Regions from separate parts of the Homo sapiens genome. Here region 1 is linked to region 2. A link is an interaction called in ENCODE POLR2A ChIA-PET data of the cell type or tissue named here. Cell type or tissue: PC-9. All regions are shown on one strand. Each heading gives the region's core, and the rest is flanking DNA. Links, peaks and the distances in the headings are about the cores only. Region 1 overlaps RIPOR2 (RHO family interacting cell polarization regulator 2). Region 2 overlaps TRIM38 (tripartite motif containing 38).

Region 1 (2,921 bases), core at 211-2,710, 1.0 Mb after region 2:
CAGTTTTGAGTGGTCTGCATTCTACAATCTGAGTAAAAAATCACGTGTTGCTCTGCAAACAGCTTCTAGAGAAGGCCCAGACCCCTTTTCTAACCATATTGCTGTATTGGGTACTTTGCATACAGAAATTCTGAAGCCATTGTTGTTTTTAAATCTTTGATTTTTAGCTTCCAGACTTCCAAACTGAGGGGAAGTAACATATATGCTGTGGAATGAGCAAAATATTTGAACTCATAAAACCTAGTTCAACTTACTAGTTGTTTGGCTTTAGGCAAATTACCTAACCCCTGAGAAGATTCAATTCCCTTTTTCCAGTGAAAATGATGATAATAAAGGTGATGGTAGTAGTGGTTGTAGTGGTGGTAATGGTGATGATGATTATGATGATACTGATGATGATGGTGGTGGTGGCGGTAGTGGTTGGACTGGTGGTAGTGATGATAGTGGTGGTAGCGATTATAGAGATAATAATAATTGTGGTGGTGGTAAGGTGATGATGATAATAATCATGATGATGATAGTGGTGGTAGTGGTATTGGTTATGATGGTGATGGTAGTGATGGTTGTAGTGGTGGTTATGGTGATGATGATTATGATGATAATGTTGATGATGGTGGTGGTGATAATGGTGGTGATAGTTATAGTTGTGGTGGTGGTGGTGATGGTAGTGGTGGTGAGGTGATGATGATGATATTCACGATGATGGTGATGGTGGTGGTGGTGGTGATGGTGGTAGTGATTGTAGTTGTGGTGGTGGTGGTGGTGGTGGTGGTGGTGATTGTAGCTGTGGTGGTGGTGGTGGTGGTGATTGTAGTTGTGGTGGTGCTGGTGGTAGTGGTGGTGGTGGTGCTTGTAGTTGTGGTGGTGGTCATGGTGGTGGTGATTGTAGTTGTGGTGGTGGTGGTGGTGGTGGTGGTAGTGAGATGATGATTATAATAATCATGGTGGTGGTGGTGATGGTGGTGGTGATTGTAGTTGTGGTGGTGGTGGTGGTGGTGGTGGTAGTGAGATGATGATTATAATAATCATGGTGGTGGTGGTGATGGTGGTGGTGATTGTAGTTGTGGTGGTGGTGGTGGTGGTGGTGGTAGTGAGATGATGATTATAATAATCATGGTGGTGGTGGTGATGATGATGGTGGTGGTGATGATGGTAATGGTGAAGATGATGCTGATGATGCTGCTGCTGATGATGATGTTGGTGGTGATGATGATGATGATGATGATGATTAACCACTCAAAAAACTGCTGCGTTTAAAGGGAGATAATGTATGATATACTTGAAAACCATAAGGGTTTACTACATAAATATCAGTTATTATGTAACGGCGATTTTCTCAGCTGTCTCAGCCCCCCAAGTCTATACAATTCCCCTCTTCTATTCCTGGCCTTTGTTAGGAAGAGCTGGCTTAATAAAAGACACAGTTGATTAAAGCAGAGCTATTGCGACTGCTCACCTCAAACACTTTCCTGAAAATATAGAGGTACCTCTGGCTCATGAATTAGCAAACCTGATTGCTATCTGATCTCCACCATGTGACCAAGGCAGGGCTGAGAATAACCCCATTGCTTGGCACAGAATACATACATGATTACTTACCCATGTGCTATTGCTTTAATCAATCTGGTCTCCGCCTGAAAATTCTCTGGGTATCCAAGGGAGAAACATGTACTATGGCAGTTTTATTGTGTAGAGGGGCCCCTTGCCTCCTCCAGAAATGCTGGAGGTGAAAATCATATCTTTAACCGTATCTTTAACAGTATGCAGGACCTATTTCCTGAGTAAATATTTACTTGTGGTAAACACATCAGAGGCACTGCCTCCCCCATCACCACTTTACAGAGTTCTTTTAAAAACGTAATCTGAGAAAAGCTGAACTTTCTGTATTTGTTAAAACATTTCTAATTTAAAGATAACACCCACTGAAAACTTTAATGTTGTATATATTAAGTATTTTAGGACAGCAATTAAGATTTTTAAATGAAGCCTCTACAATGTTCCCTCTAGTGGTGTTTTGTTTTTGTTTTAGATTCCATTGTTTTAAAAATATTTTCAGTGGTAAAACTTCCTGAAAAAAAGATAAGCTGTTTATGTGTATTTGTGTGTAAACATTAATTTTATACAAATGTACAGGACAAACATTAGCTCAGTTGCTTCATAATAATACTACATGTACATGGGACAGAGAAAGAGTGAATAGAATCAATCCTCTGTGAGCTCATTAACAAATATTTATTGAGTGCCACTCATAAAAGTTATGAGAGGGCACATAATTAGTTGGTTAGGTTGAAAACAGTACCAGCTGCAGCAGGATAGACCAAGAATGGATGAACCAAATTTTTTTTTTTTTTTGAGATGGAGTCTCACTCTGTCACCAGGCTGGAGTACAGTGGTGCAATCTTGGTTCACTGCAACCTCCGCCTCCTGGGTTCAAGCGATTCTCCTGCCTCAGCCTCCTGAGTAGTTGGGATTACAGGCATGTGCCACCACGCCCAGCTAATTTTTGTATTTTTAATAGAGACGGGGTTTCACCATGTTAGCCAGGATGATCTCGATCTCTTGACCTCCTGATCCACCCACCTCGGCTTCCCAAAGTGCTGGGATTACAGGCATGACCCACCGCGCCCAGCCTGAACCTAAATTCTCTACACTTCTGGAAAGGCAACTGATGGTGGGTCAGAAGCATCATCTGCCCTATGCAAAAAGACAACACAGCTTGTCCTTTACAACAAGGACTACAATGCAGTAGACACAGATAGCCCCGTGAGTCTTCCTAATATTGATAATACACCCAGAAAGATAGGTGTTTATGCCTTTATGACCCACCAGGTAACACTGAGAACTGCACACAGTGAGTCAGTGGCTTTCTGCACTGCTCTTGGTCTAGGCAGAAACGGATAAGTCATGGCCTCAGGCCAGAT
Region 2 (2,921 bases), core at 188-2,687:
TACCAGCTTCTGGGAGATTCAGCATGGCAGGATGTTTATCAACATTTGCATCTATTCTCATCCTTGCTGAAGTCTGAGGGCCAGGAGCTTTGTCCATGCTCCCTCTGTAAGGACTAGCTTTTGGTGATCGGATTTCCTTCACAGTGAGCCCAGATTAGAGAACACTTATCATAAAGGTCCTTAGTGGTGAATCTGTGCACAGCCCTGAGACTGGGCCACTGCCACTAAGATGGTGGTAGCAGGTATCACACAGTGGTAAAGCAATCATGCTATACACTCAGCCTTACAGTATAGTCACCAATCCTGTTAGTTAGAACCAGAATTAATGGCTCCAGATGTTTATCTTCCTACAGATAAAGCTGTAGATTGTACCATAACAGCTCTGGAGCAAGGGTTCTACAAGCAAATCAGGGAAAAGGTTATCACTCATTTTGGCTGCCCCACTTCATCACCCATCAGTCACCTAGTGGAGTATTTCAGGAGAGAGTCAACAACCAGGGTTCTCTGCACATGGGCCAAGGAGGCAAACAGTGGTAAATGTTATCCCGTGGTTTCATTTGGCCAAGCTGTGTTCCCTCAGAAGTTTATTTTTCTAATTGACATAAAGGTACCCTATAAATTAGTGAAGGCCAGCCTGATGGCACTGATGTACATCTAAAAGAAACATTACTTTATCTTCCCATGCTTCCTTACCATTCTCCTTTAATAGCACTATAACATACCTTTTTTCCCTACTCCAAGTACACAGCCTCACCTGCAGCAATTTCTGGGCTGAGCCCTGACATTTTTCCTCCAGTTCCAGGATGTGGCTCTTGAGTTCATTGCTCTTCAGCCCCAGACCAGCCTCATAGTCCCTCAGTCTACTCAGAGTCTGTTGTTCTTCTTTCTCCAGCCTCCAGAGATAAGACTTCTCTTCCTCATGTAGGAAACACTGGAGATTCTTAAAGTCAGACCGGATTTTTTGTCTCTGAATCTGTACCTTCTCCTGGAGTCAAGAAAGTATGGTCAAAAGGTGGAAGTAAACCAAATGTCCATCTATGGATGAATGGATAAACAAGAATGAAAGTCTGACACACGCTACTACATGACAAGCCTTGAAGACATTCAAGCAAAATAAGCCAGAAACAAAAGGGCAAATATTGTAAGACTTTGCTTATACAAGGCATCTGGAGTAGTTAAGTTCATAGAGACAGAAAGTAAAATAGTGGTTACAAGGTGTTGGCAAGACCAGAAAATGGACAGTTATTGTTTAATGGGTAGTGAGTTTCAGTTTAGAAGATGAAAGATGAAACTGAGTTGCAGTTTGGAGATGGGAATGGTGATGGTTGCACAACAATGTAACAATGTAAAAGCACTTAATTCTACTGAACTATATACTTAAAAGTGGTTAAATGCTTAAGTGTTATATATATTTTCACACAAACACACACACACACACAATCAGCCACTGGGACATTATTTTCTCATGAGTCACTGAAGCTGGAAGAATGTCCCCAGTTTCCTGCTGCAGAGTCATGTGTGGGAGGCAGGCACTCAGATGTGGAAGAGGTTGCCTCAGATTCCTTATAGTCACCCAATTAATTTTCTTGTTCTTCAGCCAAGACACAGGAGAAAGCTGGGTTAGGAGTGCTAGATAATTTAATTGTGAAACTAGGGCCAAGTTCAAACACTTTATCAGTTACAAGGATAAAAAGAGGTTTTTACTTATGATTTAAGAAGTTAGATTTCTGAGTTGGAGCGATTTTCTTGAAGTAAAAGCTTATAATGAACATCACCCAGACTGGATTTTAAGACAACCAGGCTGGTAAGAGGGTCCATAATTCTTGGCAGGGGGAGCTTTGAGTGTGACAGGCATTTATTATGGTTAACTGAGAAATACTGTTCTACTACCCTAGGGTCATCTTAAGCATTCCTATGTGTAAGACTGACAGAAATCAAGTGAAACTCTCATCTGAGGAGATGTAAAGTTGCAATTTCCATTAGTGCTGTCTAAATTAATGCAGTGGGAGTGTGTATTCAGGGCAATTTGAATCTATGTTCTTGGATTGCAGTCTTCAAACTTGGCCCAAATAAACTCTCTACTTATCTTAAAAAAATAAAAATTAAAAAATAAAAATAAATTCATACAGTGTTTTGATGACTATGATATAGAAGAAGGGTCTTTGACTTAGGATGAGGTGGAATTTTTGTGTAGGAGACAGGTGCAGCTTTAACTCTTGTATAGACGGGTTTTCATATATGTTAGTTACAATCAAGGTCTTCCCCATTGCCCAAGATCCTAGAAATGGGGGAAGTAAGAGTGTACTCAGGAGCTCAAGAGCAACATCCACAAACAAAGATCAGGGTAGAGGTTAGAGAGGACTCCTGAAAGAGAGAAAATTGGTAATCAGCTTGTGGGATTTTACTGCAAGCTAGTGAATTATATAAATATAAAGATTGGTGCAAAAGTAATTGTGGTTTTTGCCTTTACTTTAATGGCAAAGACCGCAATTACTTTTGCACAAACCTAAATATTTCCATAAAAGAATGTGGCTCTGATAATGTGGAGGTTAGTCAGCCACGGAAATAATCTGAAAGTTTGTAGTTGCAAGTGTGTAGGTTGTTGCATTACTTGTGATGTACTTATAAATCAAGTATAGGCCGGGTGCAGTGGCTCACGCCTGTAATCCCAGCACTTTGGGAGGCTGAGGTGGGTGAATCACGAGGTCAGGAGATCAAGACCATCCTGGCCAACATGGTGAAACCCCGTCTCTACTAAAATACAAAAAATTAGCCAGGCATGGTAGCACATGCCTGTAATCCCAGCTACTCAAGAGGCTGAGGCAGGGGAATTGCTTGAACCCGGGAGGTGGACATTGCAGTGAGCTGAGATCGCACCACTACACTCCAGCAAGACTCCATCTCAAAAAATAGTAATAATT

What was found. ChIA-PET counts read pairs that join two places held together with the same protein. Peaks named below come from ENCODE experiments on the same cell type or tissue, not always from the same donor. Only the 100,000 strongest peaks of a DNase experiment are listed, where the experiment ranks them.
Region 1: POLR2A ChIA-PET joins it to region 2 with 6 read pairs; 2 of 35 experiments call an interaction of 5 or more read pairs at or near these places.

The regions. Positions count from the first base shown.
Region 1 is chr6:24,925,132-24,928,052 of GRCh38, reverse strand. All of the region lies in intron 1 of RIPOR2 (RHO family interacting cell polarization regulator 2), which reads left to right. Among named protein-coding and RNA genes, the nearest start is that of RIPOR2, 9.4 kb to the left of the region's middle. In PC-9, for the core only: no CTCF peak of the experiment used is centred there; DNase peaks (open chromatin) are centred at 1,762 and 2,212; H3K4me3 peaks cover 590 bases.
Region 2 is chr6:25,969,933-25,972,853 of GRCh38, reverse strand. It overlaps TRIM38 (tripartite motif containing 38), which reads right to left. Exons shown (of 8, transcript NM_006355.5): 5 at 755-985. Among named protein-coding and RNA genes, the nearest start is that of TRIM38, 8.6 kb to the right of the region's middle. RefSeq lists an enhancer at 636-1,835. In PC-9, for the core only: no CTCF peak of the experiment used is centred there; a DNase peak (open chromatin) is centred at 1,503; H3K4me3 peaks cover 392 bases; H3K27ac peaks cover 2,428 bases.